2 separate regions of the Homo sapiens genome follow, and region 1 is linked to region 2. The links are chromatin loops, found by intact Hi-C in ENCODE. Cell type or tissue: PC-3. All regions are shown on one strand. Links, peaks and the distances in the headings refer to the core of each region. The heading gives the core; the rest is flanking DNA.

What was found. A loop is a pair of places that touch in the nucleus more often than their neighbours do. Peaks named below come from ENCODE experiments on the same cell type or tissue, not always from the same donor. Only the 100,000 strongest peaks of a DNase experiment are listed, where the experiment ranks them.
Region 1: it touches region 2 in a loop (12-fold over the local background); 4 of 110 quality-filtered maps call a loop at or near these places.

Annotation. Positions count from the first base shown.
Region 1 is chr5:148,448,406-148,465,374 of GRCh38, reverse strand. LOC107986462 (a long non-coding RNA gene) reads right to left here and starts at 12,545. Exons shown (of 4, transcript XR_001742935.2): 1 at 12,203-12,545. It also overlaps a transcript of HTR4 not described here. In PC-3, for the core only: a CTCF peak has its summit at 7,927; no DNase peak of the experiment used is centred there.
Region 2 is chr5:148,387,032-148,404,000 of GRCh38, reverse strand. It overlaps FBXO38 (F-box protein 38), which reads right to left. Exons shown (of 22, transcript NM_205836.3): 2 at 9,097-9,287; 3 at 4,869-5,002; 4 at 1,856-2,019; 5 at 1,488-1,653. The coding sequence starts at 9,224. Among named protein-coding and RNA genes, the nearest start is that of FBXO38, 12 kb to the right of the region's middle. In PC-3, for the core only: a CTCF peak has its summit at 5,202 (motif pointing left); no DNase peak of the experiment used is centred there; H3K27ac peaks cover 1,558 bases.

The DNA of each region.
Region 1 (16,969 bases), core at 6,773-9,272, 59 kb before region 2:
AGCATAACTGAGGGGAAGGTACAGAGATCTCCTATATGCCTCCTTACCCCAGGCACAGCCTCCCCCATTGTCAATATCCTCTTCCAGAGTGGTAAATTAGTTACAACTGATGAACCTATATTGACACATTATTATCACCCTGAGTCCATAGTTTACATTAGAGTTCATTCTTAGTACTGTACATTCTGTGGGCTTGGACAAACACATAATGACATGTATCTGCCATTGTGGTATTTTACAGAATAATTTTATTGCCCTAAAAATCCTCTGTGCTCTGCGTGTTTATCTCTTCCTCCTCCTCCCCCACCCCAACCTCTGGCAACAATTGATCTTTTTATTTTCTCCATAGTTTTACCTTTTCCAGAATGTCATATTTTTGAAATAATACAGTGCATAAACTTTTCAGATTGGCTTCTTTCACTTAGTATATGCATTTAAGATTCCTCCATGTCTGTTCATGGTTTGATAGCTCATTTCGATTTGGCACAGTATAATATTCCGTTGTCAGAAGCACTACAATTTATCCATTCACCTACTAAAAATTTCTCGGTTGCTTTCCAGTTTTAGCAATTACAAATAAAGCTCCTGTATACATGTGTGCAGGTTTTTGCATCAACATTTTCAACTCCTTGGTGTAAATACCAAGAAGCTCAATTGCTGGATTGTATGATAACAATATGTTTAGTTTTGTAAAAAGACAGACAAACTGTGTTCCAAAGTGGCTAAACCATTTTGCATTCCAACCAATTTTGTATGAATTACTGTTGCTCCTCATTCTTGCTAGCATTTGATGCTATCAGTATGATGAATTTTGATTATTTTTATAGGTTTGTAGTGGTGTCTCATCTCCATCTGCAATTCCCTGATGATATATGTGCAGCATCTTTTCATTTGCTTATTTGCCATCTAAATATCTTCTTTGATGAGATGTCTGTTAAGGTCTTTGGCCCATTTTTAAAATTAGGTTGTTCATTTTGTCATTATTGAAATTTAAGAGTTCTTTGTATATTTTGGATAATAGTATGCCTTTGGTATCAGGTATGTCTTTTGCAAATATTTTTTCCCAGTCTATGTCTTGCTTTATCATTCTCTTAACCTCAAAGAGCAAAATTTTTAATTTTAATAAAGTCTACCTCATCAATTATTTCTTTCATGAATTGTACGTTTGGTGTTATATCTGAAAAGTTGTCACCAAACCAACAGTTGTCTAGATTTTTTCCTAAGCTATCTTCTAGAATTGTCATGGTTTTTATTTTATATTTAGCTCTATGATGCATTTTGAGTTAATTTTTCTGCAAGATATAAGGTCTGTGTCTAGATTCTTTTTTTTTTTTTTTTTTGCATGTCAATGTCCAGTTGTTCTACCACTATGTGTTGACAAGACTATCTTTTCTTCCTTGTATTGCCTGTGCTTCTTTGTCAAAGATAAGTTGACTATATCTACCTTGGTCTGCTTCTGGGCTCTCTATACTGTTTCACTGATCTCTTTGTCTATTCTTTGGCCAAACTATACTGCTTCATTTACTGCAGTTTTATATTAAGTCTTGAAGTTGGGTAGTATCAGTCCTCTGACTTTATTCTCCTCCTTCAATATTGTGTTGGCTGTTCTGGGTCTTTGTCTCTTCATATAAACTTTAGAATTAGTTATTCTTTGTTAAAAAACAAACAAAAAAAAAAAACCTCACTGAGATTTTGATTGGAAATGCATTAGATCTATAAATCAATTATAAGCCTTGACATCTTGACAATATTTAGCCTTTCTATCCATGAGCATGGAATATATCTCCATTTATGTTCGTATTTGATATTTTTCATCAGAGTTTTGTACTTTTCTTCATATAAATCTTGTACATATTTTACAATTTTACAACATTCCAGTACAAACTTGAAAAGCAGGCCAGGTGTGGTGGCTCATGCCTGTAATCCCATCACCTTGGGAGGTCGAGCTGGGTGGATCACGAGGTCAGGAGATGGAGACCATCCTGGCCAACGTGGTGAAACCCCATCTCTACTAAAAATACAAAAAAAAACAAAAATAGCTGGGCATGGTGGTGCATGCCTGTAGTCCCATCTACTTGGGAGGCTGAGGCAAGAGAATTGCTTGAACCCGGGAGATGGAAGTTGCAGTGAGCCAAGATTGTACCACTGCACTCTAACCTGGACAACAGAGTGAGACTCCGTCTCAAAAAAAAAAAAAAAAAAAAAAAAAGAAAAAAAAAGAAATGAAAAGCAAAGCAAAGCAAAAGCAGTGGTGACAGCGGACATCCTTGACTTCTTTCTGATCTTAGGGGAAATAATTGAGTTTCTCACCATTAAGCCTGGTTTTAGCTGTGGGTTTTGTGTAGATTTTCGATATCAAATTAATAAAGTTCTCCTCTAGTCTTAGTTTACCGAGAGCTTTTTAAATCATGAATTGAGGTTACACTTTGTCAAATGTTTTTTATGCATTTATTAATATAATCATGTGATTTTTCTTTTTTAGCCTATTGATATGATGGATTACTTAATTGATTTTCAAAAGTTGTATTTGCCCTACATACCTGAGATAAATTCCACTTAGTTGGGTGGGCAATTCTGTGTATACATTGTTAGACTTGATTTGCTAATATCTTGTTGATGATTTTTGCATCTATGTTCACAAGAGGTATTGATTTATAGGGTTTTTTGTTTTTTTGTAATGTCTTTGGTTTTGGTACAGGATAATGCTCATAGAATGAGTCAGAAAGTATTCTCTCTGCTTGTATCTTCTAAAACAGATTTAGAGAATTGGTATAATTTCTTCCTTCTATGTTTGGCAGAATTCACCAGTGAACCCATCTCAGCCTGGTACTTTCTGTTTTGAAAGGTTATTAATTTTTATTCAATTTCTTTAATATATATATAAGCTTATTCATATTGTCTATTTCTTCTTGTGTATTAGCAGAATGTGTCTTTCAAGGAATTGGTCAATTTCATCAAGGTTATCAAATTTGTGGGCATATTTTGTAGTACTTGATTATTCTTGACTATCCCTTTAATGCCCATGGTGTCTATAGTGATGTCGCTTCTTTCATTTCTTATGTTAATAATTTTTGTTCTTTCTCTCTCTCTTCATTTCTGTTTAGACTGGCTAGAGATGTATCAATTTTATTGTTTTCAAAGAACTAGCTTTTTGTTTTATTGATTTTCTCTATGAATTTCTTATTTTCAATTTCACTGAATTCTCCCTTAATTTTTATTATTTCATTCTACTTACTTTGAATTTAGTTTCCTCTTCTTTTTCTAACTTCCTAAATTAGAAACTTAAATCACTGATTTTAGATCTTTCTTCATTTAGTCCAAAATATTTTATAACTTATTTTGAGATTTCTTTTTTGATCCATATGTTATTTAGAAGTGTGTTGCTGAATCTCCAAGTATTTCAGAATTTTCCACCTATCTTTCTGTTATAGATTTCTACTTTAATTCCACTGTGGCCTGAGAGCAGACATTGTGTAATTTCTATTCTTTTACATTTGTTAAGGTAAGTTTTATGTAGAATGTGTAATATATTGGTAAATGTTCCATATGAACTTAAGAAGAATGTCTATCCTGGCATCGTTAGGTAAAGTAGTCTATTGATATAAATTTTACTGATTCATAGTACTGTTGAGTTCAATTATGCCCTTAACTAATTTTCTGCCTTCTGTATCTGTTCATTTATGATAGAGAAGTGTTGAAGTCTGCAGCTATAATCGTGAATTTATCTATTTCTCCTTGCACTTCTTAGTTTTTGCCTCCTGTATTTTGGTGTTCTGTTCTTATGTGTATGCAGTGTTAAGGATTATTATGTCTTCTTGGAGAACTGACACCTTTATTATTACGTAATGCACCTCTTTATCTCTGATAACTTTTCTTGCTCTGAAGTGTGTTCTGTTTAAAATTAATATAACTGCTCTCATTTTCTTTTGATTAATATTACCTTGGTATATATTTCTCCATCCATTTACTCTTAATCTATATGTCTTTAAATTTAAAGTGGGTTTCTTGTAGACAACATATAGTTTGGTCTTACTTCTGATCGATTTTGACAATCTCTGTCCTTTAATTGGTGTATTTAGGCCAATTATCATTCAAAGTGATTCTTAAAAAAGCTAAATTAATTTTTTGTCTTCTATTTGTTGCCCTCGTTCTTTGTTCTTATTTTTGCCTTCTACCCTTTTTCTACCTTTTGTGGTTTTAAATAAGCATTTTATATTATTCTATTTTCTATCTTTTCTATCATATCAGTTTAACTTCTATTTTTACTTTTTTTAGTGGTTGCCCTAGAGTTGGGAAAACATATTTAATAACTAATCCAAGTCCACTTTCAAATGATACTATACAACTTTTTGGTAGTACAAATACCTTATAATGACAAAATAATCATAATTCCTCTTCTCATCCCTTATTTCATTGCTGTCATTCATTTCATTTACACATAAACATATGTACAGATAGTCACCAACTTATGATGGTCCAACTTAACAATTTTTCAACTTTATGATGGATTTATCAGGATGTAACTCCATTGAGGAGCATAAAAGCATGCATAATTAATACATTATTGCTATTATTATTTTGAACAATCTGTTATCTACCTGAGCAATTAAGAATAAGAAAAATAAAAGCTATTATTTTACTTCACTTATTCCTTCTCTGATGCTCTTCCTTTTTCTATGTAAAACTGAGAATCTGGCCTATTTATTTTCCTTCCATCTAAATAATGTCTGTGAAGATTTTTTCCTTTTGCAAGGCAGGTATACTGGCAACAAATTCCCTCAATTTCTTTTTGTCCCAGAAAGTTCTTATTTCTCCTTTACTTTTGGAGGATAATTTCACAGGGTTGGAATTCCAGGTTGCCATTTTTTTTTCCTCTCAACACTTTAAACATTTCACTCTACTCTTTTCTTTCTTGCACGGTTTCTGAGAAGTTGGATGTAATTTTTATCTTTGCTCCTCTATAAGTATTTTTCCACTCTGGCTTTTTGTCAGAATTTTTTATCTTTGATTTTCTTTAGTTGGAAAATGAAATGCCTGGTTGTAATTTTGTTGGCATTTATCCTGCTTGGTATTCTCTGAGCTTCCTGGATCTATAGTTTGGCATCTGACATTCATTTGCAGGGAAATTCTCCATGATTATTTATTCTCCATGAAATATTTCTTCTGTTTCTTTCTATTTTCTTTTTCTTGTATACTTGTGGTGCACTTTTTTTTTTAGTTGTCCCATAGTTCTTGGAAACTGTGCTCTGTATTTTTTTTCTGTCTTTTTTTTATTTTCAATTTTGGAGGTTTCTATTGAGATATCCTAAAGCTCACAGATTCTTTTCTCAACCATGTCTAGTCTACTAATAAGTCCATCAAAGGCAGTCTTCATTTTTGCAGCAGTGTTTTTGACCTTTAACATTTCTACTTGGTTCTTTCTCAGAATTTCCATCTCATTGCTTACGTTACTCATCTGTTCTTGCATGTCATCTACTTTTTCCATTAGACCCTTAGCATATTAATCACAGTTGTTTTAAGTTCCCAGTCTGATAATTCCAATGTCCCTTCCATATCTGATTCTGGTTCTGATGCTTAAGCTGGCCTCTCCAACTGTGTGGTTTTTTTTGTTTGTTTGTTTTGGTTTGGTTTTGTTTTTTGCCATTTACTATGCCTTGTAATTTTTTCTTGATAGCTACACATGATGTCTTTGGTAAAGACACTTTAGTAAACAGGCACACTATTTACCCATATGGTGTTAAGGTATGCGGGGAGGGGAATGGTTTGTAGTCCTGTGATTAGTTCTCTGTCTTCTAGAGATCCTGTGCTTCTGGGCTGTGAGTGAACTTCACACGTGCTTCTTAGTTTGTCACCCCCTTTGGTTCTTGGGTGGCTTAAGGGGGCTGGAGTTGGATATTTCCCTTCCCCCAAGGTCAGCTGGGCTAGATAAAATTCTCATAGGTTAGGCTTGCTACATATTTCTCCTGAAGGCAGACCTCATTAAGAACAGAATGCTCTGGAATATTTCAAAATAATTACTTCCCTCCTCCCTGTCAGAAGCATGAGGGGATTCTTCTCAGATATTTACAGTGAAATCTGGTTGAGTTCCTGAAGGTGAAACTCACAAAATTGAGAGGTCCCCTATTATTGCCCTCCCCCCTCGAGTTCTTATCTCTCATATACTTGTCCACTCAGAGTCTCTAACAGTCTATCAATTACAGTCATGCCAACTCCATGCCCATGCCTGGAATGTCCTCACTGCCCCTACAGTCAATGCATCAGCAGATCCTGTCAGCTCTACCTTGAAGCTATATCCTGAATCCAACTACATCTCAATACCTCCACTGATACCAACATACAGGACTTCTAAGCTCCAGAAATGCGAGATAATAAATTTGTGTTACCTGAAGCTACTAAGTTTGTGGTAATTTGTTGCAGTAGCAACAGGAAGCTAATACACCTCCTAATTTACCCCTGGGTTTTCACTCCAACCTCACTCTAGTCCATTCAACACACCACAGCCAGAATGTTCATTAAAAACATAAAATCTTCAGGAACCTCCCCTGCTCATGAACTTGGCTGCCATCCTATTGCTTTTAGGACGAGGACAACAGTCCTTAGTGTGGTGGGTCCCTGCTGACTTTGTGCCCTCATCTTAGGCTGATGCCTACTTTGTTCCCCTCTCACCACATGGGCCTGCCCCCAGGACTGTGGGCCTTTGCTCTTGCTGGTCCTTTTGCCTGCATCCTCCCCACCCTGGCTTGGTGAGCCCCTACTCAATTTTCAGTTCTCATCTCCTGTCGCTTCCTCAGTGACAGAACCCTGACACACTAACCGAGATCTCATCCCCCCTCTGACATGCTCTCATAGCATCACCAAATACCTCTCACTCCTGACACTACTTGTAGCTATAATCTTATAGCTGGCTGTGGTCTCTCACACTACACTGCTAGCTCCATGAGGACAGGGACTGTGTCTCCACTCTGATATGTCCAAGGCATGGCACTGTGCCTGGACTGTTGTAAGCAATCAAAAAAAAAAATTTTAGTAAATAAGTGGCTGGATGAATAAATGTCTAGGATTTGTGTTCATGGAAAAAATACCAACTGTAAAATCTTTGTTTCCAGCTAACAGAGCTCTGGCTTTTGTGAAACTGCCTTAGGGTTGAATCTCTTTAAACCAAGGCACTTTATATTTTAATGATATATTAAATAGATATTAAAATATAATATATTTTAATGATATATTAAATAGATATTAAAATATATTATATTTTAAGATCTATTTAATAGATATTAAAATATAATATATTTTAAGATCTATTAAATAGATCTTAAAATATAATATATTTTAATATATATTAAATATATCTTAATTTAATATTTAATATATCTTAAGATATATTAAATATATCATTAAAATATATTATATTTTAATATATATTTAATATATCTTAAAATATAATATATTTTAATGATATATTAAATATATATTAAAATATAATATATTTTAATATTTTAATGATATATCAAAATATATGATATTTTAATGATATAACAAAATATATATTTTAATGATATATCAAAATATATGATATTTTAATGATATGTCAAAATATATTTTAATGATATACCAAAATATATTTTAATGATATACCAAAATATATTTTAATGATATATCAAAATATATTTTAATGATATATCAAAATATATTTTAATGATATATTAAAATATATTTTAATGATATATTAAATATATATTAATATATAATATATTTTGATGATTAAAACATCTAGCAAACCTCCCTCCTCACCCAGTCTTTGTGAACACTGCCTTGCAGGAGAAGGCTGGGGTGATGTATAATAAAGTCTAATCATTTCCTGATAATACCAGCCTGGGCAGGCAGAGGGGGCTATTATTACGCTACTAATTACCACATCCAGGCTGCTCTAAGTGCGATGCTAATTGCTCAGTGAATGAATTGTAGACTCAGGTAATTACCAAATCTAATGTGGCTCCCGTCATGTTTGAGTAAATTAATGCAAATGGGGGAAGCAACCCAGCTTGAAGGGAGTTGTCGCTTGCATTGCTGTTGCTTGAGAAACAGCAGTGTTTTTTAATTAGATGTGAAACTGCCCAGGTATACCCACTCATCTAGAGTTGTCTTACCACCAAAGCAGCTGTGAGAAGGCAAGTAAGATCTCGCACCAAATGGAACAGGGAGACTTTTGCCACTCTGACAGATGATTGTCTCTTTCCAGAGCTGTTAATTTGTAAAGCCATTTACAGATAATGCCAGGCTAGGCAGGCAGAGGGGGGCTATTATTGTACTACTAGTTCCCAAATCCAAGCTGCTCTAAGTGACCTTAATTGATCACAGGGTTAAGGTTTCCTTAGCTCTGTGATCAATTAACAAGTGAATAAACGTTTGTTCAGTTACTGAGGAAAGGATTTCTGCACTGAATTGGGAATTTTGTACTGAGTTCAAGTTCTACCTCAATCATCAGATAAGAGCAATACTTTTTGGCTGGCACTATTCCAATAAACATTATATGTGCATTATCTCATTTAATGTCTACAACAAGCCAGAACATTTGTGATAATTCACAGAATTAGTAAATGGCAGAGCCAGGATTTGAACCAAGGCATTCTGCCTCAAGAACCTGTATTCTTAATGATTCCGGATTTATTTATTTCTTTGAGCCTAGGAAACTCACATTTTCTGAATCTCGTCTTACTTACCAGTGAAGATTACTGCATCCATTGTGTGCCCAGCCCTTCTGTTAAGGCATTTGTAGATGTTCACTTTCACAACAAAGGTGTCAAGGAGGTGGGAGTAACTTATTTGACCATGCCTCATAACTAGTAGATGGTAATTTGGGATTTGAATGCTATTCGGTTTGCCTGCAGTACCCTGTGCTTTCTTTTCTCTCAATATTTCCCAAATTGAGGATGTTTAGATCCCCATGAATGGGCCTACAGACTGCTGGAGGTTTGCACCCTCCAGTTAGAGACAGTGCATAAAGTTAGCCAGCAACAGCGGTGTGTACATGAACGCAACTGTGAGCTCTGAATTCACAAGGCAATGTAAGTTTATAAGGTGGCCAACCAGATGACCCCAGATCTGCTCCTATTATTTATTTATTACCAAAGTGAAAATACCAACTTAAAAATATATGCTTGAATCATGCAGACTTGGGAATACTCAAACCCAGGGTATGTCTTTATAAGCCAGACTCCAGTTGGGATGTGCTGTCCTCTGCTAGACTCCTGCCAAGGAAAGCTTGGACTAGTTCCTCCTTCCTGTGTCTATCAGTCACCATACCATGGTGAGAGGAACCACTCAAATGTTGTACAGTTGAGCCTTGAACAACGTGGGTTTGAACCGTCTGGGTCCACTTACGCATGGATTTTCTTCAGCCTCTGCCACCCCTGAGACAGGAAGACCAACCCCCCTCTTCATCCTCCTCCTCCTCAGCCTCCTCAGTGTGAAGATGCTGAGGATGACGACTTTTATGATGGTCCACTTCCACATTACAAATAGTAAATATATGCTCTCTTATTTATGATTTTCTTAATAACATTTTCTGTAGCTTACTTTATTATAAGTACAAAATATGCATTAACTGACTATGTTATCAGTAAGGCTTTCAGTCAACAGTAAACTACCAGTATTTAAGTTTTGGGGGAATCAAAACTTATATGCAGATTTTTCAACTGCACAGGGGATCAGCAACCCTAACTCCTACACTGTTCAACGATCAACTGTAACTGGAAAACGTGCCCATCTGCTTACTCTCATATCCACAGAGAGCTGTTGCCTTTCAACTGCCCTCTGGAGAAAGGGAAACTCCATTTGGAATATCCACTCCATTCCCACACTTCTTTTCTAGTTATTCCTGACAAGTGACTCATTAGCACATGAGAAACAGATGCTTATGAGGAGAGACGTGTGAAAAGCAGGCTGCTGTAGAGGTTGCCTGCATTCCACGGCAGTACATCTTTTTACGTGGTCACAGATGTCTGGTTGCCTTCTCAACTAGGATACCTTTTTCATGCGAACTCAGTGTAGGAGAAGGTGTCATTGCTTGCCAGTGAAAGTGATCTATTAGCCATAGAACAGGGCAAAGGTTCAGGAGTGTGTTCTGAGGTTAAGGGTACGGGCACCATGCATGTTGTAACCTTAGATAAACTGCGTAACTGCTCTGAGCCTCAGTTTTCTAATCTGTAAGAACAGTCTAAGTAGAGCACCTGCCACTTAGTGAGTATAAAAAGTAAATTGTATACATGAAATAAGGTATGTAACTTCCAAAAATGGTACCTGGCACACATCCTAATGTCTTAATAAATTGAGCTGTGTATGATTTCTTAGTATTGTCATTCAGTTTTCTCCTGCACAAACATCCACTTCAGGGATATCCCTGCACCTCAGATACTAAAGCGTAGCCCCATTTCCTAGGGCTGTTTGGTCCTGAGCCCTTGTTTGAAGACTCATACATAAGTCATTAAGCAATGCTGCTCAGGGGCAAGAGCAATGGGGAAGGGGTTCCTGACCTTGGTCCTGGCCAGGCCTGCGCTCACCCGTCATGACACTCAGGAGACTCACTCAGCTGCTATGAGCCTCACTTCTCGCCTCTGTATAATACCAGTCTTATCACCTGCCTTGCCTGGCCTGCAGAGCAACTGTGATTATAAAAGGAGTCTGTTGATAGGGAAATCAATTGGTGTTGCTTTAGTACGCATATTTGCCAAAAGAGGGCTTTGTGATTCTGATAAGGGAGAAGGGAAAGGCAAAGTCAGGGAGGCTTCTATATCTTGAGGCCAGTTAAGTTTCATCCAAAAAGGAAATAAAAGAGAAAAATATTTCTAAGCCATTAAGGCTATGTGTACATCATCATCATCATTATCATTATCATCATTATCATTACATACTCTTCATTCAATGCAGAGGAGCAAAGTGAGGTATAGAGAGATTAAATAACTTGCCAAATGTCACAAAGTTGGTAAGTGGTACTTTTTAATCTCAATAAAATAGTAAAATTAAGATTAAAAAGTAAAAAAAATAATTTTAGCTTCAACATATTGAGCTTCTACTATGTGGCAGACTCTGTGTTAATGTTTTTCTTACATTATGTTATTTAATCCACAGAGCAAAGCTATGTGGTAGGTATCATTAACCTCAGTTACAGAGGTATAGAAAGTGATGCATAGAGAGATTAAATAAGTTGTCAAATGTCACAAAGCTGGCAAGTGGTAGAGCCTGAATGGGAACTAGGTTTGCTTGACTCAAGTGAGGGTCATGGTTACTATTCTGCATAACGCAGCCCTCTAGCTGACAAGACAAGGCAAAGGGAAATAACCACACATGACAGGGCCTGAGAAAAGTTGTGAAGGCTAAACCTTTTGCAGAATTAAATACATCAGACAATGGCTACTGGGAGTTATATTTCTATATCCAGAGTCTGACCATTCCTCACCACCTTTACAGCTACTTCCTGGACCAAGTCACTGTCTTCTCTCACCTGGATTATTGCTGTAAACTCCTAATTGGTCTCACTGTCCACACCTTACCTCCATCCCATATATTCACAATAGAGCATCCAGAGGGAGTCTGCTGAGAGGCCATTCAGACCATGTTGGTGCTCTGCTCAGACCCCTCACATGTAGTAAAAGCCAGAGCCTTATAGGGATTTTCAAGCCCACCCCCGCCCACTTGGCCCTGGCTGCCTTGCTGACGTCAACTCCTTTCATTCCTCCCCTTACTCTTTCTGCCTCAACCAGCTGCATCCTTGAGGTTCTTCAGATATGCCAGGCAGGATCGAACCTCAGGACCTTTGCATCTGCTGTTCCCTCTACCTAGAATGTTATTTTCCCAGATAGGCACATGCCTCAGTTTCTCACTATATCTCACAGGGCTCAGTCAGGAGACAGAAACGGCCTGAGTATTTAAACACCATTTTAACATAAAATATTGCTAACTAGGCATATAGTCGTTAACACTGAAAGAATGCTCTGCAGTATTATGGAGTTAGCAACTGCAGGGAGCAACTACTAGCTCTAGGGCTGAGAAAATAGATAAAATAATCACAAAAACTTAGACACTTAGAATAGGGACCCTACTGAGCAGAAATTTAGACCTTTGAGAAAGAGGGACTGTCCAGATGAACCTGATGTTTCTGAGGGGCTGCTGTAAGGCTGGTTCTGCAAGAGTTAGAAAGACTAACCTGGACTCAGCTGCTGCTCCGGAAAAGCACTGCCTCTGAGGGGTAAAGAAGCATTCCAGGAATGACGTATATAGGAACCACAGCAGACAGAAAGCTCACAGGAGCGAGCCCCTTTCCTTCCTCCAGCTTCCACTCCCCTGTGACACCCTGTGTTCATGGAGCTGCACAAGAAGCCAGCCAACAAAGCAGACATTTGGTTTGCAGAATGGCAAAGCCAAGTACGCAAGGCATGGTTTGGAGGCTGAGCATCTACGACTCACTAGCTGGGACTCTAGCTTCCCTAAGGTCTTGCATATCTCACTGGGACATTTCCTGGCCACCCTAGTTAATAGTGGCTGATCTGGCCCTTTCTATCTCTTTTCCCATTTTATTCTTCTTAACACTGACCTATCTGGCAAGTAGTAGCAGATGCTTTGGTTCTGTATGTCACATCCCCTTGGCTTAGCTCTCTCTCAACAACAGCTGCGGTGGACGGTTCTGTGAGAACTCGGACTCATGCCCTTCACTGAGGCCCTGTTCTTCAATCAACACCTGCTTCTAGCCAGCTAAAGGGACTAGTTATTCTAGATTAGGGTTTCTCAATCCTGGCACTGTTGACATTTTGGGCCAGATAATTCTTTGTTGTGGGAGGCTGTGCTATGTATCGTACAACACTGATCAGCATCCCCGGTCCCTACCCGCTAGGTGCCAGTAGAGCTACCTCTTCAGTGACAACCAAAAATGCTTCCAAAATGGCCCCTGGGGCACAAAATGCTCTCTGCTGAGAACCACTTTTCTAGACTTATACCTAGTCCATGGGCTTTGTGAGAACCAGTTAAACACATGGGTATTGGCATGAGCTAGAGTGGGTTTGATTGGATGTGTCTTCATGTATGACCTATATTCCCATGGGCATCACTAAACTTGACTATGCGTTATTTTGCTCACATGTAAAATGAAAATGATACTATCTAATAGGCAATTATGGGGATTAAATAAAGTAATTTATGGAGAGGGCTTAGTACAAACCAATTTGTCAATACAAATCAACAATAAATTATTGTAATTCAAAGCAAAGCATCAATGTAAGTCATGAGAAACTACCACCAAGTTGTTTTGTCAACATATGATGCCAAATAGCTGAATGGTATTTGTTTGTTTGTCTCACTGAAAGTGCTTGACACTGGCCTCAGAGAAATGAGTGGTGAACATGCTTCTAAAATCTGTAGAAATTTCATAGGAATGGCTGCCAGATGCTGGAATCTGGGTAACTGATGATGAGACTCGCCTGCAATTGAGATGCATTTAAAGGCAATTAAGATATTGAGTGCAATTGTATGATACGGCAGAAAAATAATAAACACTTGTCAAGTAGTAAATTTCACTGTGATGCTTAGTGTCAACTTGCTGTTTGATTCATCTAATTGATTTACTGTTCCAAATGGCACCAAAAGGAATGAAAGTAACAAATACAGTTACATTGTATTTCAGGCTCTGAGTGGTTTATTCATCTCAATCAGCAGTCAGAACCCAAAACTATCCCTGGTAGATAGGACATAGCATATTCAGGTACAGCTTGAGGTGGTACATAGGGTTCATTCTGATGAGTGACACAAGAACCCCAGGCTTTGTTGGCAGTAAGAAATCTGGGTTCTTGTCCCAGCTCTGCCACTTACCCCCTATGCACTCCTAGGCCTGTCGTTTCCTCCAGGACTGTTTCTCCACATTTAATATGAGTAATCTGGGTGCAGTTCATTTGGTTTTCTATCTCTATGAAGTATCACCCCATCCCCACTCCCACTTCACCATACCCTCAGAAGTATGCAAAGAAAGGAAGTCAAGAGTAGAAGGAGTGCTCTTGACTTCGGTGCAGTTGGAGCATGCCTGTTGAATTCTCATGCCTTCTTTCCTTCCTTTCTAGGTACACCGTTCTGCACAGGGGACATCATCAGGAACTCGAGAAACTGCCCATACACAATGACCCAGAATCCCTGGAATCATGCTTCTGATTGAGGACATGGCTCACAACTTAGCCATTCATTCGCATTCATGTTTGCATGAACAGGTCACCCTGGCATCACTTCTGAACCTCATCACCACCAGTGAGGCATCAGGTAGTAGGGGCTGAGAGCCCAGAGGAGGTACATGGAGGACAGTGTTGGGGGGTAGCTGAGGCCAGAGCCTTGAGGGTCTCAGAGTTGTGAAGAAACTTCAGGCATTGTCAGATTCAGCCTCCCACGCAAAGCAGGAGTAGCATCTTCTATTGCATCCCTGAAAGTTGGTCATTCTCTGCTTATACACCTCCAGGGACAGGAGCTCACTACCTCCTAATTCAGGCCCTTTTATTTTGGAGAAGCTCTCATTATAAGGAATTTCTTTCCTTTCTTGGAACACAAACCTGTTGCTGCTCCAACTTCCATGCAGTTAGGCCCCACTTTCCCGTGACAGCCCTTAAATACTGGAAGAGAGTAATCTGTCACCATGCCTTTCAGTTTTTTTTATAAACTGAAACATCTCAAGTTTCCTCTCCATTGTGGCCATCTTCTTCTGGACATGCTTTGGTGGGTGAATTAATCATGGTTCTTCTAATAAAGTTAGGTTGATATCAATGCCAATATGTCTATCTAGAAGCATTGACATAGTGACAAGTGAAGTGTCAAGATTTTTGGCTTATAGCCATGAATATTTTCCTCCTTTTCCTACTTGGGAATAGGTTTTGGAGATTCTGCCTAGGTTTTGGCTTCAGAGCCATTACTAAAAGGCATCTTTGCAGCTTGTCTGATGTGTGTGCGTGCATGCACATATGTGTGTTTAAAGTTGGCATTTTCTTATTGGCATATTTATGTTGAGGTCATTAGGAATTCATTTCATTTCTATGGCAATGGGAAAAGGATCTTACTTCTTTCCTGAGAATGTTGATTGAGAATGACCTTACAACCCAGAGTCTGGGAGGGAAACTGACTTTTCTTCACATTTATCAGCATCTTATCCTCTCGAAATACCTATGGAGATGCTTCTTTTTCTCAGTCAAAGCAATCACCATCTTCCTTCATCTTGGGGTAAATTATATACTCAGCTTGAGGGTCTGAGGGCAAATTTTTAAAACTGCCTTTCTTTCGGCTGCTGAGCTGATTTTTTAAAACCCTATTGAAAGGATTTATTACTGGTCCTCCCTTAGTGAGACAAAGGGAACAGGGCATGTGGGCGATGTTGAGGTTGATATGTAACACACTTCTGATTGAGGACGTGCCAGGAGTTTAACAGCAAGATAAAGATGTGCCAGGAGTTTAAACCTCACAAGTTTTCTTTGCCCTTCTACTTGGTCTATTGATCCTTCTTCTTCCTAACTGATATCAGATGCCACAATTGCCTCCTTAACCCTTATTTCTTCCATGAAGGTAGAACCCATTAGCCAGCCCTCTCTTTTCTTTCTGTGCCCAGGTATGGTGAGAAGGGATAGTCAGACACCACAGAGGAGACTAGGGTGATCATCCTTCTGGTTTTAACATTCAAGTCCCTTATCCCAGGAAATTCCATGGTCCCGGGCAAACTAAGGAACGTTGGTCACCACACTGATGGGACCTCTCTGTGTTGAGGATTAATACCCATCCCTCCTCAGAGTGGATTCTCTTTCTTCTCTTTTTCATGGAAAAAGCAAAGATTAGTGAATTTGGAAGTCCACAGTTCTCCTTTCTGAAAATGGCTCTCTTCCCCTCCAACAACAAAGCATTTCTTAGGGAAGGACTAAAACAGGGATAATAAGAACCAGATAATAGTGCTTTGAGGTAGCTGGTAAACTTTTGTTTAATGCCACCATTGTTGGCAGGATCTACTACTTAATACATACATGCATACACATATACATAACTACAGTAGGATTTCTCCCTTATGAAATATTTCTTTCCCAGGAGCTTAGTAAGCATATCTGCTTATGTAAAATATTATTTCTCAGTGGCAGGTCTTCCATATTAAATGGGAACTTGGATTCAATAGAGACACAAAGATTACAACATAGGGAGGAAAATGAGATCTCACTACATCACAGGACTCTTCTTAACTCTCTAGATGTGCTTGTGAGCCAGCCCATGATTGGTGTCTGTAGAGGTCACAGGCACCCTGGACCAGGGAAAGACAGCAATTGCAAGAATAGTACTCCTTGTCATTGTCAAGAAACTGGTCTCCTTTGCAGAGGAGAGCCTTACAAGCTTGCTTTGCTACCACTTTGGACTAGGGCTGGGATGCTGTGAGTGATTCCTCAAATGCCAACATTGGTGATTTACAGGACAGGGTCAGACTTGTTCTGTGTGAGCAGCTACTAGCCTTGTCTAGGAATCCAGGTAATTTAGCATGTGTATGAAAGACTCAGAAAGAGAAGACTTATAGCTTATCCAAGGAAGGAGGAGACGTATACCTTGCCCTCTTCTCTAAGAAGGCCACCCTCTTCCAGGAAGCCTGCCGTGTCAAGAAGAGAAGCATCTGAGGAAGAGGATGATGTGCTGCAGACATATCTAACAGATTGGCCTTGACAATCACTGGAGTTGATAAATGCTACAAGCAGACTATCCCCATGTCTGGGACAAAGGAAGTTCACTGTGCCTCCTCTCCACTTGACTCTCCAGGCTGCAAGACTCTTCAGCTCTGAAACCAGAGAGGGATGCACCATTCTAGCCTTCACCATTAACTGCTAGAAAGCAAAAGAAATAAAAACCAACTTCTTAAACTGATACCCAAGTATATGCTTGTAAAAAAACCTTTTCCTTCTGAGGCCCCACCCTCTTGTCTTGCCAA
Region 2 (16,969 bases), core at 4,038-6,537:
CACAGAGGACCATGACCAGAAGAAGGGAGGTGTAGCGTGAGGTGAAAAAATACAGGAAATATGGATGAAAGAAGATAAAAGCCAAGGAAGGGACACAAATTTATTAAAGAAATCCAAGGATCCAGGATGATGGCATTTAACAAACAGTAGTTGGCAAAACTGTTTAATGCAATTTTTAAATTTGAGACAATAGGAGCTCTGCTAGCAAGAATAACTAGAGAATGTAAAATTGCAGTACTTGAATGGTCAGTTGTTTATAAAGGCTAAATTCTACCAAATGTTCTTATTGTAACCTACAAGGATTACCCCTTAACTTGTTCCTCTCAAAATAGCAGAGTTAAATTTAGTTTGAACTATGCACACACATTGTATAGCAACAAATGGGAAGTAAAATTAAGGATGAGACAAAAGGACAAAAAGCAGAAGTGAGGTACAGATTGAGATGTAAGATGCAGAAGTCACAAAGGTTAAATTTAGCATATATTGTAATACTATGAAGATGGTAGTACTGATTGTACTGATTAGGAAACCCAAGGAAGAAGGGTGAGACAGATGCAGAGAAGACAGTATACCCCAGGCCCAAACCACTTTCTGTCTCAAACAAACTCTATAAACAAAGGACATAACTGCCCATTCTCCTGGTAATGTTTATTTTTATTAATTTACCACACCTCTGCATCACCATAATACAGTGTTAAACTGTTAAATGATTCCCATAAATTAATGCATTTTAATAAAACTTACCCTGTACTTATATTTGCAATGAACTGTGACAGGCATTGTAGAAAATATAAAGATATGGAAATAAGTCTTTGACCTTAAGGAGCTTATATTATAAATTCCAGATATTACAGAATCCTTTTACATCTAAAAATCCAATTTCAAACTAGATATCACTCCCTGATCTTATAAATGAAGGGTTGCTAGAAATCTTTACTCTTCTCCCATAATTGTGTATCTAAGTCTTATTTAAGACCTACTCCTTATCATTCCTGATGCTCTCCCTGTACCACCTGAGTTTCAGAAATTTCCACTTCTTTAGACCATCCCCAATACCTAGAATAATGCTTAAAACACATATACTCTCTCTCTCTCTGTGTATGTGTGTGTATATATACAGAATAAAGTAGTAAACAAATATTAAAGGCCAGCTATATTAACAGGGACCCCCGAATTCCTTTCAGTGGCCTAAGCCAAAGGTGACAAATTTGAGAAAATATTTACACTTTTTACTTAAGTTGAAGTTACTGGTATATAATTTCAAAGAATATTCAGATGGAGAATGTACACTTGTGAAGCAGTATTTCCCTCACACCAGTGGATCTTTAATGGGAAATCGGAATTTTTATACAGATCTTGCAAACATTTATTTTGCAATCATCAATCAACAAAGCCATCTCTAAAATTCTCATTATTCTTTTTCAGTGAATATTCACATTTTATGGCATTTCAAGGAGTTACAAGTGACCCAAGAAACATGTACTCACCAACTAAATGTAAAGTTTGAATTTTGGCTCCTATAGGAATTTTCAGTTTATTTTCAGGAGGAATTGGAAAAGCTCCATTACGATTACGAAATTTCCCCAAAATATGAACATGGGGCATATATGTCCAAATGGATTCTACCAACTCCAAATGAGAAGTTTCCACACCCTAGAAAATAATGCCAAAGCAAGCATAAGAAAAGACTTTAGTTTAGCATCCAAAGCTTTATGTACCACAAGATGCTAAGTACACAATGGAACTTAAAAGTTTGTGACAGATGAGATTTGCATGTGAGTGAACACGTCTATCATTCTTTGGTCTATTATTTCATAAACAGTTGATGCCAAAATGTTCAACCAGGTGCACTCACCACTAAGTTTGGGCATGCCTGCAAAGCTTCTAGGACTCCTGGAATGCTAAAAGCCTCATGGCCCCTTACTCTTCGCCTCTCAAGGTATCGAGGGTGAAGGCCATATAGCTGTTCAACATCTGGCATCTTCTTTAATAGTGTTAGAAAACTGGCATCTGTAAAGCCTGAGAAGTTCAGAAGTATTTAGAGCCAGGTTCATCTTTCTGTTCATTAACATTTACTAGGCACTCGTGATTTTTACCAAAAGTTAAAAAAGACTTCCTCTTCAAATTTCCGTAAAGCTAACACTAAAGCTGAATAAACATAACAGAAAATATACTCCTTTAGTAACAGAGGAAATGAGTCAGAAACTCCACTTAATCTAAGTTAATACTTTATGGAGGAGGCTTTTATTATTGACTTTTTGGTTTTTGTTGCTTTTAAGGCATAGAAATCTTCAACAAAGAACACACTTTTAACCCAGATAACTTGGACCTATTTGGTGGATGGAGTGGGACCACCCACCTGATCACCACCACCCTCCTCCTCCCCCATGGGTACTCTCGTCTGTAAAACCTTCAGGACTCTATAGAACACATAACTAAAAATATAAATAAGATATGATCCTCATCGTTAGGAAGCTCACAGTTCTGACCTAATTCCTATCTCAAATTATTCTATCCATTTTCTAATAATTACTCTGATACTCTGTCATATGTTTAACTATTACTCCCCCGCCATTTTAGACAATTAATTCTTTTGAAAAAGACAGATGCAAGTTAGCTAAGAGAACCAGAGTGATCCAATCTCAGGGTATGCTGTTGATAGGAAGCTATCTATCCAGGAGACCATAGTAGGAATCAACAAGATGGGAACAGAGAGAGGCAGGTTACTTCCACAGCAGGAGCTGTTGGTTAAGTAAGTGGGGAGACAAGTCTCATATAGATCCTATTTTAATCTGTTACAAGGGCTTTTTTATTTTTAATGAAAGTGGTCAGAAAGCCAACTGTCTGCTTATTAATGACAAAGAAAAACATTAACTGTCAAGAACAAAAAGTAGGCCCCAAATATTTAAGTCTTACATACTTTTTTGAAAGTTGTTTTATTTTTAAGTTATCTCATTTAACATGTAAAGTCCAGACATGCTAACTTTAGTGAAGAGTAAGGAGAGACCAGAGATTACTTGGTCTCTAATTATAATAACAGTTCTTATTACTTTCTTGTATAGTAACTTTTAATGACTGAACGATTCAATGTGTTAATCATTTTTTTTCATTTATTCTCACAACCAAATCAGAAAGGTTATCACCCCATATACAAGCATAAAAAATGAAGTTGAGAGAGTTTAAGAGCTTCCAAATGGCAGTGCTGGAATCTAAAACCAAGTGTAACCCCTGCAATGTTTATCCTCTTTTGTCATACATGTTGCCTCCCACGAGAGAAATGGGGAAAGTTCTATCTTCTTTACAGAGATGGAGTGAGAATCCAAAGAGATCATATACGTAAACCATAAAGTACTATTATATAAAGGATCTGAGTTAAATGCCAGATAATAGGCCAAGGTGGCATTAGTGAGCAAGGTTAGTGTGATCTTATCCTAGGCTAGAGACTGTTTGCTTCAACTCTCTTTTACATTCATTGCAAAGATGGGAAGCCTTGGGCTCACAGGTTATTTATCATAGCCTAAAAGTCAGCAACATGCAGTCAAATTCTTCTCTAATTGGTAAGTGGTAGTGATGTTAATGGTAAGACTATATCACATGGGAGTTCTGCCATCCTGTCTTTATATACTGTGTTAATCCCGTCTTCAGAATTCCAGCTGGCCTAACCTTTGCAAAAGTAAATCTAATATAAGGAATAAGACAATCATTTTCACACTGCCCTAATTTTTTTTCTTTCCTGACATACAGGATCATTCTGAAACAAGATGAGATGAGGCTTTTGCCCTTAGAATGGCTTTTATTAAATATCTGAAAGTAACCGTGGTTTGCCTCCCACAAACCTATTAATAAGCTCCAGCCTCAGGTGTTTGCAATGTTCTTTATAAGAAAGTATATATTGATAACTACTATGGCCAGCTGATAAGAGTTACCAACTGATTTGATGACTCTCTTGAAAGGATGCAGCATCCACCTGCACAATTCCAGTATTCCAGAGCTAATCTGTTCTGTTCTATAGAACAGAACAAGACAATTATCTCCTCCAGCCCTTCACTTCTATTAAGGCTTTTTTTTTTATTTTTATTTTTTGGTTCCCCTCTCAGCCTTATCCCATTTTCGAAGTCTCATAATCTGGACATCATAGAAAAAGGATGACTTTAAAAGACAGATTCATAATTGCAAAACAATAGTAACTAAATTTTACCAATTAATGGATTGGCGTTAAGTGAAAAGAAGCCTTAATTGCCTTTTATTTTAACTCTTTCAAGTATGCTTTGCTTAGCTAAAGCCATTAACTTTCTTTTCAGGTGGTCTCTTCAACTGGGAACAATTTGCTGTGGTTAGGAAGCTACTGAGTTCTTCACCTGTAAGGTCAGTCAGTGGCTTATTCGAGAATCTCCAAGACCTACTATAGGTCTTCTAAAGAAATTGGAGTTCTGTGGCCTATTCTACAAAAATGGCAAGTATTTATTTAACTAAAGGGTGCAGTTTAGTTGCAGAGGAAATCTATGATGAAAACTGTTACCATTCACCGGAAAACATGCATCAGACAGTAAAGGACACACAGTGTCTAATGTGATACACATATACTCAATTAACCAAAGGCTCATGTTCTCCAATCACAGATGTGTGGAACAGGCTGATATAGTTACTTAAGGACAGGAAATGAAAAGAGCAGACTATTAAAACAATAAAGCCTCAGGTAAAACGCATTTTACAACCTAAAACCCAACATAAATAATTTAGACAAAATCTTGCCAGCCTACAAGGTGACTTAGATTGCCTTTCTCAAGACAACAAGTAACTTTTTATGAAACCATTGTTACTACTTTCCAGTAGGACACTACTGTACTTCACAGACTAAATCCACTTACCACTTGGCATGTATTCCCACCACCGCCCTGCACAGAGATCTACAACTCTCACAACTCGCAGATATAGGGTCACTGCTTCCTTTAGCTTCCGGGAAAGACATTCCATACACATGATATCCTGCAGAGGGAGGTACCTTTGTGAGAGAAAGAAACTCGTATTTATCAAGTGGATAAGTATTACTTCTCACCAGTAAGTTATTTTTTTTTCCTTCTTCCAATCTCCTACCACTCAAATGAAATAAGATCTTAAGACAGAGATTTAAAGCTACCACACATACGGTCATACAGCTTTTTACTACAAAGGTAAGTCAGCAAATAGTTGAGTATCCAAATAAGGTATTGAGCTCCCTCCACAGGTCATTTGATAAAACCTGCCTTTCTTCTTTTGAGTTTTCATGGACAAAGAAAATCTAAAAACAAACCAGAAAAACAAAGAAAAGAAGAAAAAAAAAAAAACAGTGCTTTTCAAGATGTGATGAGAAAGGAACCTGAGAAAGATCAGAGAGAATTACTCAATTTGAACATGCACAATATTATTTCGTATCTTTTACAGAATCTACTCCTGCAGGGACATTCTGCTCCCTCTCAACTCCACCATCCTGCTCCTGCAAACTCTACTATCTTCTCCATCAACAAATATGTATACTAGTCATATAGTACACAATTTCTTTTCCCATTTTTTTTTTTTTTTTAACCTTTAAGGTCACATACACTGATAAAAGTATTGCGTAAAGTATTAAGACACCTCATGTGAATTACAACTTCCTCTTTTCCATTCTTCTTTATTATCTTTTCCTGAAACTTTCAATTAATCCTGACTTTTGTTCTGTTATATATTCTGAAAGGTCTATTTTTCTCTTAAGACCCCTCCACACATGCCTAGATTAATTAAATGTTTTGAAAAGTTAAAGCTACCTTTACCTACTGAACCTGTATTGCGTCACATTCTACTCATTGTTTCACAACAACCTTAAGAGGTAACTAGCTGGTTCCTGTTTGGCATACAACTCTCTCCCAGTCCTTTATCTCCCCCTCTCTGACCTGCTGTGTTCCCTACCCCTCTCTGGCTGTTAACTTTAGCCAATGAGATGCACCAGCTGGAGGGCTCCAGGTGGCAATGCTGCCTTTCTACTGCTGCTAATCCCCTAGACAAATTCTTCATCATCCCTTACTTGTTCCCTAAACTCCATCTACATCTCTGTAAATAGTCCCTTCATTAAATTATCTTCAAATTCCAGGTAAGTGTATTTTCTGTTATCTGCTGGCACTTCACTGACATAGTATACACTATTATTACTCCATTTTATAAGTGCTGAAATTAGCTCAGAAGAATTAAACCTGCAAAATGTCACATGGCTAGGTAAGAGGGAGAAAGGGTCAGGAATGGCAAACACAGTTTTGTCTGACACTAACTCTTAACAACACTGCTAATTCTAAAAGAAAAGTCCACATATACCTGTTGAATATTTAGCAGATCCATTTATTTTTTCTACTTCTCGTCCCTCTTCTTACCCCTTTAAAATGATTTAAATCAAATATTATACAAAATAAATCATCACTGCTAGCCATAACTTAATTTACTCTATAACTTAGATTATAAGCAGAATTTTTCAGAAACATGACAACACATTTTATAAACAATGAAAAACATTAAATTTGCTTTCTAAATAAATTTTGCCACTGTAATATTTTTCTCCTAAATATTGTTATCCAATGTATTTGCCTAGGTTAAAATTCTACTCCCTTTAAATACAAACAGACCAATAATCACAAAATCAAGATTATTTTACATCATATTTTCCCTAAGAAGTAGCATATTTTTTCTTCATAGTTATATAGTCAAAGGACTAGAGTTCAGAAGACAGATCAAATATAACACTTTAGAAAAGAGAGCATAGCAGGGACAGCAAAGATTAGGTTTCTTTTAAGGAAGGCCATAGTTTTTCTTGTTTTATGAAGACATGCTATGTAGTTACTACACCACCACAATGAATCCTCAAATCAAAATTTTAGAAGACTAAAAAATGAAACAAAATTGTTTGTTTTTAGAATAAACACATGAAGTTCAAGAACTAAGTTCATGGTTCTTTCTACGTGCTGTCAAATGCTGTTTTCTCCACTGTAACTACCATTATATATTGACTTGATTCTACCCTTTCCATTTGAATATTCTGTTTGAACTGCACAATGTTATATGATCTATTTTCAATTTAGATTATGGTCCAATGGCCAGGTGTGGTGGTGTATGCATGTAATTCCAGCACTTTGGGAGGCCAAAATGGGAGGATTGCTTGAGGCCAGAAGTTAAGACCAATCTAGCCAACAAATCAAGATCCTGCCTCTACCAAAAAATGAAAAAATTAGCCAAGCGCAGTGGTGTGCGCCCCTAAGGCAAAAGGATTGCTTAAGCCCAGGAGTTCAAGGTTGCAGTGAGCCATGGTCATACCCTGCACTCCAGCCAGAGTGAGACTCTGTCTCAAAAATATATACATATTATATATTGTCCAATTTTTTCACAATATATCCTAGCATTATCCAACTTTATCCCTAGATGCAATTTTACCTATGTGTTCTTAAAGAATTTTGAAGGATTTGTTTAATTCACTGACCCATTTTGAATTTAGCTGTAAGACATGAGATAAAAATGTGCTTTTATTTTTTTCTCCAAATGGTTTGTAGGTTGAGACATCATTGCTGAATAGTCCACCCAACTTTTCCTCACTGATGTGAATACAACCTTGTCATAAACTAGATCTCCACATGTATTTGAATGGAGCCTATGTTTGTCTCCTTTACCCAACTGTCCAGCTTTCTTTTCCAAAACATTTTAGAATGTAATTGAACATCTGGTAGTTGCAAGACTCTTTTTCTGAAAATTTTTGGCTATTCTGACAGACTTTTTTTCTGCCAGATGAACGTTAATATCATTTTGTTCTGTAAAAAAAAAATCTATCATTTTAATTTGGTCTTCTAATCCCAGACAGAACTGAACTAGCAAAAACTACAATGTGTCACAGAATAACGAACTGCAGGAAATAATGACATACACATTTATATTAGAAAAAAAAATACAGTGCTTAGGATCTCCTAAAATAACTGTTATTGCTATTTTAAAACTTCATAATCTGCAAATATTCATTTGTAGAAATTCAAAACATTCCTAAGAACTTCATATATGGAAATTTTTCATAGGTAAACTACCTAAAATAATGGAAAATCCAGATGCTTAGAGAAGTTTATTGCAACCATAATTGCAGAAAACAGAAAAACTGAAAACTATCTAGATGTCAGACAAGGGAAATGATAAGTACCATGTTATTTATACATTCCATAGAATAGTAAGCAGTAAAAAAAAAATTATGAAGACCATGTAGCAATATGAAAAAAAGCAGAATAACCATTAACATTTACCAAGCATTTATGCTTCAGTTTGCTAAGTGTTTAATGCATTATCTCACTGAATCCTAATAATATTGCTATTATGTCTATCATTAGTCTAGAGCTAGCAAATAATAGACCCAGGATTCAAACTCAGGTCTCTAATTTCAGAGACAAAGTATGTTAGAATTTGCTTATTTGAATTATATAAATAAGGACAATAATTGAAAGAAGAGAGCAGTGGAAACTAGAATGACAGCTTTCCCTTTAAAAAAAAAAAAACAGTTGTTATAATGCGGTTTGGGTAAAAATATAATTTTTTTAGAAGTCTTTTTGTGTTGTGTTCATCATAAAACAACTTTAATGTATGCACTGCATTTAGTTATGATGGGTATTATCTCAGAAAACTTAGTTACAATCACTTACATGTTATGTTTCTCACTGTGGGTTGTAGTCAGAAAAAGTCAGAAACACTGCCTTATATTGTGCAGTGTAAACACACAGTACTGTTATAATGCAGTAACAAAAGTCAACAAATCTATTAGCCAATAAAAATCCCAAGAAGCCTAGAAATGTTAACAGTCTAGAGAAAGGCTGTCCAACAGAACTATATGTGACAAAAGAAATATTTTGTCTATACTCTGTTGTCCTATACACCGTGTCCACTAGCCACATATGGCTACTAAGCACTTGAAATGTAGCCAGTGCAACTGACGAACTAAATTTTACATTTTTACTTAATTGAAATGTAAATGCTGCATGTAGCTGGTAGCTACCACATTAGACAGCACTGCCTCAGGGTTTGCTCTTATCCATTCCAGGCAGGTAAGCCAACCAAACACAATCTTACCTAAAAATATGGCAAAGTACTTCATGTGAAAGTTGATTCATATAGTCCTTTGTTTCATCTGCTGTCATTTCTTCTGGAATTTCATTATTCATGATACATGTTTTCACACTTTTCTTTCGTGGCCCCATTGTTGTGCAGTCTCCAGTATCAACGAGAAAATCTTCCCTTTTGTTTACTTGAGTTCAAAGTACCTGAAAAGCAAACAGAACGAAGTAGACTAAAAAAACACACCCCCTACTAAAACCCAGGTTAAACAATGTTTATTTTCAAACACACACAAGCAGAGGTATCATAATGGTACACATCACATTCAAATTAATAAAAATATTAATTTGTTCTGTGCAAAAAGCACAGAACATCTTTTTCTCAAGATGAGTGGATAATCAACTTCTGAAGATAATATAAATATGCATTACTTAGAAAGAGCAAAAATCCAGGAATCATGAGTATTGTGCTTTAATTTGTACTGTTGCTTCTTAGCTTATTCACTCAATTTCTCCAAGTATCAATTTCTTCATATGTAACGTGTGATCATTAAATGAGGAATCAAAACCTCTTCCAGCTCCAGGAGCTTGTGGTTCTTTCTAGGACTGACCCTAACATAGTGGAAAGGAGAAGAGATTCTTGGGTTCTAATCTTGATTCTGCCCCAAATTATTTCTATAAACTTGCATCAATCTTTAAAATTCTTCATTCTCTCACCTATAAAGTCAGAGATTAGATTAGTCATGGACCCCTTTGTGAATCTGATAAAAACTAGAGAACTCCTAAAAAATAAACACAAGCTTATATACAACTTCAGAGAAAGAATGAAACATCCCTTCTCCCTCTCTTGTGAATATTGACATGGTATTTCACTTTTGCATCACATGCATATTTTGTTTTTAAAATAAGCTTTAGAGAAGGATGAAAAGAGAAAGAAAAGAGGGGAGAGAGGAGGAATGGAGAGGGAAAGCAGGGAGAAAATGGGTTGCATGAGCACCCAGATGGTTTTCTGTTCTATTGATCAGCATGTGGAGTTAACACCTTGATTGTCAAATTGTCTAGGAATATTTTAATAATGTTGGTACAGATATAGGGAAGTTTATAGGAAATATTGGTCTCTTTTATATTAATGGCTTTGTAGATGGAGGAGGCACAGGATGACAGCTGAAAAGAGGTGCATTCAGATTCATTTAAATATGCCTTGGCACATTTATTTTGAATACCACTTATGTACTCTGGGCCCATTGTAAACAAACGGCCCAGAGTTAAGTGGAGATACACAATTAAATAACCACGCAAATGAGCTCAGAATTGCACACGGAGATAACTGCTGCAAAGACAGTAAACACAGTTGTGAAGCCTCATATAACAAAGGGGCCTGAGTCACTAATGGTTCTCCTGAGGGAAAGACAATTGAGCCCATAACTGAAGGGAGAGCAGGAATTAACACTGCAAAAAGTAGGAAAGAACTCACTAGGAGAAAGGCACCTGGTGGGCAGAGGGTACTTTAAGTATATGCAGTTCCTGAGGTTTTTTTTGCCTCAGCAGTAAATGGACACTCTACTAGGCTAAGTAAATCTTCATCATTTCTTCTGCCTGTGTGTGTGTGTTCTGGTCTCTTCTTCCCTCACTGAAAGGTTATGTGCTATTTACTTCTTGAGGCTGTCAGCATGCTTGCCTCTCATCACACACACACACACACACACACACACACACACACACACACACACACCCCTCTTCTGTTGTTTCTAACCAGTACGGCCTGAGAAACCAGAGAAATCAATGTGTGTGGACTGGTATATGGGCTATGCTACCCTGAATTTGTGACATGTGTCTTAACTTCTCAGAAGCTTACTCCTATGTTGTCTATCACATTTTGGCTAAGAGGCCTCCGGAAAAATAAAGTTCATACTCAGAACTGCCCAAGCTAAAAGAAAAGCTATAAATAAACTCACCTGCTTCTGATTAACCACTGCCCACCTTTTCTTGTTTACTGCCCTGCCTCCTCCAAATGAATCTTTCCATCTTATGATAGCTCCTGAAACCTCTAAGGTTACATTGAACATGTAGTCAACAAATCCAATAGCCTCTTTCCAGTGCTTCCCCATCTGACCCATTTGTATTATGGGACACCGCTGACCACTCCTTTGAAACCCTCTCATCCTTTGGCTCCGAAAGTGATATTCTCGATTCTTGTCGTTCCTCTATGACCACTGCTCAGTCTCCTTTGCTAATTTATCCTCGAGCCCTCTTCTCCCTGGGCAATTGTACTCATTCCCAAGGATTTAGCTATTACAAATACACACACACACACACACACACACACACACACACACACAAAGAAAAGCAAAAAAAGAAAAAATTTCCAACTCTACTTCTTACCTCTCCTGAGCTCTGAACTTTATTTCCTCTGCCTATCAGAAATTTTCACCTCAATAACTTGAACATCCTTCAAAAACACTATGTTCAAAATGAACTCCTTCATATCACGAACCCTCCCCCTCCCCAAAACAAAGATACACAGATATATACAAATAAACACACCTATTTCCCTAATGTGTTTTACTGAATTCCTGAATTGTAAACCTTGAAATCATCCTAAATATATTCTGATTTCTCATTTCCCACAGACAATTGATGGGCTATTTTTATCAATTTTATCTCAATACAGTTCTTACATCCATTCCCATTACCTTTTGGGACTCCATTAACATTCACGTGCACTACGGAAATGGCTTCCTAAATGATACCCATCACTGTATCCTCAGGGTCGAGGAAAAGCTTAGCAGACACTATGCCTGCCATAAGTAATTTATTGAATAAATGCTTACCATGCTATACTCTATACTGAAGCCAGTTATCTTTTTAAAACAGTCTCCTGATTTATAGTGTTAAGTGAAAAAAGCAAAACACAGACTACATCTAAAGTATGATTCTAACAACAACATAATTTTAAAAATTAAAAAGATTACCCCCTAAAACTTTTTTTAAAAAGTATGATAAAAAAGACAAATATACTGTGTCTGCATACAACATTTTATGAAAGAAGACAACAAAATATTAACCGGTAACCTTTGAGGAGTGATAACAGAGGTTTAGGAAAGCAGAAAAAAACTTTTACTTTTCACTTCATATTATTCTCCATCATTTGAAATTTTCAGATTGTTTTTAAGAAGTACAATATACATGGCCAAGCAAAACAAAACAATCGGCCTACAAGGAATCCTGGTTCAGAGGATAAAATATTTCCAATCTAATCTCAAAACACCAGATGTTCCAATCTTATCTTCTTCCAATCCTTACCACTTGCTCTCAGTATACTCACTCTAGCAGACCAGTATCTTCTTAGTTCCCCCAAACAACCATTGGTGTTTCATTCCTAATATGCTTTTAACTCTGACTGGAAATGTCCTTCTTTTCCCTACTTTGCCTAGAAAACTGCCTGTAAAAATCTAGCTTAAATGTAAGTCCTCTGTAAAAGCTTCCCCTACTGACTCCTTCATTTGAGCTCCCTGTGGGACTTAACATATGCTTCCACAGCAGTTTGTGTAGTGATTTATTAGTCATGTTTCTGCTAAAAAATCTTGCCTCTAGGTGACAACAAGTCCTTGCTCACAATATATCCTCAAATATCTAATGTATGAATATCCACCAGTCTTTCCATTATTCTATATACATCCAGTAGCTTCGAGGCTGCTGCTAAAAACCATTTCATGCTCTTATGAGACGTTTGCTACCACAGCATTCAATGATCTCAGCAACAAACTTATAACCTAGACAATAATGCAATCAGATTTTACTGCAGTGACACACCTAACAGCTACTCTGTAGCATGTAAAAGCCTCAACAGGACGATTAACCAGCAAAGACTAATCCACCCACAAATTACCTAGATGCTCAGACCAATCCACCAGTTGTTATACTTTAGCACATGTTCAGCTTTAAGAATCTTGACAATCCTTCATCGAGATGATGCTCGATTCTTTATTCCTTTAATAAAAAGCTTTTTTTTAATCCCTTCTTCCTCCTTTTTCTTCCTCAAATTCACACCACCTAATAACACCTTCCTCTACTGATTCCACCTTTGATTGTTCCTTAGGATTCTGCAATGTGGTGCTTTTGTGTGAATTAGATTTAGTAGCCCTAGTGCACAAACTATACGTAAATTTTTAGACTAAATACCCTGCACCTTAAATATCATTGAGTTTATAAAACTCCACTTATTGAGAGTTAACAAATATTTACTCACAGAAATGATGTTATACAATATTATACTGAGGTTAGATCTCCAGGAAGCTGACAAAAACCTTCTTAACCTACAATATCCTTTAACACTAACTAGCAAAAAGCCTAAATTTTAAATTAGCAGGACTGACAAAATTTTAGGTAAAACTATTCCTGTTTCTTACATCACGGCTAGAATTGAAGACTTGGGTCTTTTAGTTCTTACCAGGCAGGTGAATAGTGAGGCCCCTACCCTAAGCCTATCGTGGGGAAGGAACTTGTGGAGATAAACACTAGGGTAAAAGAAAACATCTCTATCTTATATATAGGAGATTGACAGGACTTATAGCCTGGAGAAATCTAGCAGCCTTCTCAAGTCCAAGTAGATGTCTCTGAAAATGTTCAGGAGATAAAAAGCTTCCTCGGTCAAAAAATATTTTATTTTCCCCCACCCTTACTCAGTCTTGATAAAGGACAACAAAGTTGCTTCAGCTAAAGTTGGCTTCATCTTCATTTAAGTGAAATACCCAGCTGGGCTATGCTGAGTATTTCATCTCAGGTACTGATGAATAGGGACCTGGTTTCCCTATATGAGAAAGAACACTTGAAATTCACACACCACAAGTCCCAAGTAAGTGGTGATGGTACCTTTTTTTTTTTTTTTCTTTAAGACAGAGTCTCGCTGTGTTGCCCAGGCTGGAGTGCAATGGCGCGATCTTGGCTCACTGCAACTTCTGCCTCCTGGGTTGAAGAAATTCTCCCACCTCAGCCTCCCGAGTAACTGGGACTACAGGCGTATGCCACCACACCCGGCTAATTTTTGTATTTTTAGTAGAGACGGCATTTCACCATGTTGGCCAGACTGCTATCGAACTCCTGACCTCAAGTGACCCACCCGTCTCAGCCTCCCAAAGTGCTGGGATTACAGGCGTGAGCCACCACGCCCGGCCGGTATCCCTTTTTAATGTGCACCCTTTCTCTTATTTGCTTTTCTTTTTAGTTGGAAGAGGAACCAAAGAAAGTGAGGAGAAAACTGCCATCACTAGCCTTGTGTTTTTTTCTCACTCCTACCTCCAAAATACCACTTGCCACTAAACACCCTGCCTTCAACTCACTTGAGAAACTCAGTAATGCAGAGAACGTACAAAGCAGTAGTAGGTTAAAAAAGAAAGAGTAAAGGAGGGGAAAGTCCAGTTATCGGCATTAGAGAAAGATGACTTGGAGGAAGTCTTGCTGAGAAGTCATGGAGCATGAGGGACAGGTGAATACAGGTATACCTTAATTGTGATTCACTTTACTGTGCTTCAAAGATAATGTGTCTTTCACAAATTGAAGGTCTGTGGCAACACTGCGTCAGGCAAGTTTATTGGTGCCCTTTTTCCAGCAGCACATGCTCACTTCATGTCTGTGTGTCACATTTTGGTAATTCTCACAATATTTCATATCCTTTCATTATTATTATATGTGTTACGGTGATCTATGATCAGTGATTTTTGATGTTACTACTTTAATTGTTTTGGAGGTACCACAAACCATGCTGTATAAGATGGCAAACTTGATTGATAAATATGGTGTCGTTCTAACTGCTCCACTGGCTAGCTGTTCTTCCTATCTCTGTCCCTCTCCTTAGGCCTCCCTATTTCCTGAGACACAATGATATTTAAATTAGACCAATTAAGAACTCTACAACGGCCTCTAAGTGTTCAAGTGAAAGGAAGAGTTGAGCATCTCTCACTTTAAATCAAAACCAAGAAATGACTAACCTTAGTGAGGAAGTCATGTTGAAAGCCAAGACAGACCAGAAGCTAGGCTTCTTGTGCCAAACATTAGCTAAGTTGTGAACACAAATAAAAAGTTCTTGAGAAAATTGTTACTCCAGTGAATAAACAAATGATAAGAAAGCAAGACAGCCTATTGCTGATATACACAAAGTCTGAGTTTTATGGACAGAAGTTCAAACCAGCCACATTCCCTAAGCCAAAGACTAATCCAGAGCAAGGCCCTAAGTCTCTGCAATTCTATGAAGGCCGAGAGAGGTGAGGAAGTTTTAGAAGAAAAGTTGAAAGCTAGCAGAGGGTGGTTCATGAGTTTATGGAAAGACGTTGTCTCCATAGCGGAAAAGCACAAGGTGAAGCAGCAAATGTTGATGGAGAAGCTGCAACAAGTTATCCAAAAGATCTAACTTAGATAACGGCTGAAAGTAGCTACACTACACAACAGATTTTCAGTACGTACAGCCTTCCATTGGAATAATATTCCATATCAGATTTTCACTGCTAGGGAGAAGTAAATGCCTAGCTTCAAAGGGCAGGCTGATTATCTTGTTAGAGAATGCAGCTGGTGACATGAAGTTGCAGCCAATGCTCACTAACCATTCTGAAAATCCTAGGGCCCTTCAGAATGATGCTAAATCTACTCTGCCTGTGCTCTATAAAAGGAACAACAAAGCCTGAAAGACAGCACATCTGTTTACAGTATAGTATACTAAATAAGACTTCTACTAAGATCTACTGCTCAGAAAAGTTTCCTTTTAAAATATTACTGTTCATTGACAATGGACCTAGTCATTCAAGAGGTCCATTAGATACACAAGGAGATTAATATTGTTTCCATGCCTGCTAACACAATATCCATTCTGCAGCTAATAGATCAACTAGATCAAGAACTTTCAACTTTCAAGTCATATTATTTAAGAAACAAATTTCCTGGCTGGACCCGGTGGCTCACACCTGTAATCCCAGCACTTTGGGAGGCCGAGGCAGGCAGATCACAAGGTCAGGAGCTCGAGACCAGTCTGGCCAACATAGTGAAACCCCATCTCTACTGAAAATACAAAAATTAGCTGGGTGTGGTGGCATGTGCCTGTAATCCCAGCCACCTGGGAGGCTGAGGCAGGAGAATTGCTTGAACCAGGGTGTCAGAGGTTGCAGTGAGCCAAGATCGTACGACTGCACTCGAGCCTGGTAACAGAGCTAGACTCCATCTCAAAAAAAAAAAAAAAAAAAAGAAATAAATTCCCTAAGGCTATAGCTGCCATAGACTGTGATTCCTCTGATGGATATGGGCAAACTAAATTCAAAACCTTCTGGAAAGGATACACATTCTAGAAGCTGTTAAGAACGTCTGTGATTCATGGGAGGAGGTCAAAATATCAACATTAACAAGAGTTTGGAATCCAGTCCTCATGGATGACTCTGAGGGATTCAAGACTTCTGTGGTTATAGGAGGAGCAGGATTGAAATAATAAACAACAAAAGACATCAGTGGAGGAAGTCGCTGCAGATGTGGAGGAAATAGCAAGAGAACTACAATCGGATGTAGAGCCTGAAGATGTGACTGAATTGCTGCAATCTCATGATAAAACTTGAACAGATGAGAAGTTGCTTCTTATAGATGAACAAAGAAAGTGGTTTGTTGAGATGAAATCTACTTCTGGTGAAGATGCTGTGAACATTATTGAAATGACAACAAAGGATTTAGAATACTACATAAACTCAGTTGATACGGCAGCACCAGGGTTTGAGAGAACTGAATGTAATTTTGAAAGAAGTTCTACTGTGAGTAAAATGCTATCATACATCGCATGTTACAACAAAATATTTCCTAGAAGGAAGAGCCAATCAATGAGGCAAACTTCACTGTTGTCCTAAGAAACTGCCAAGCCA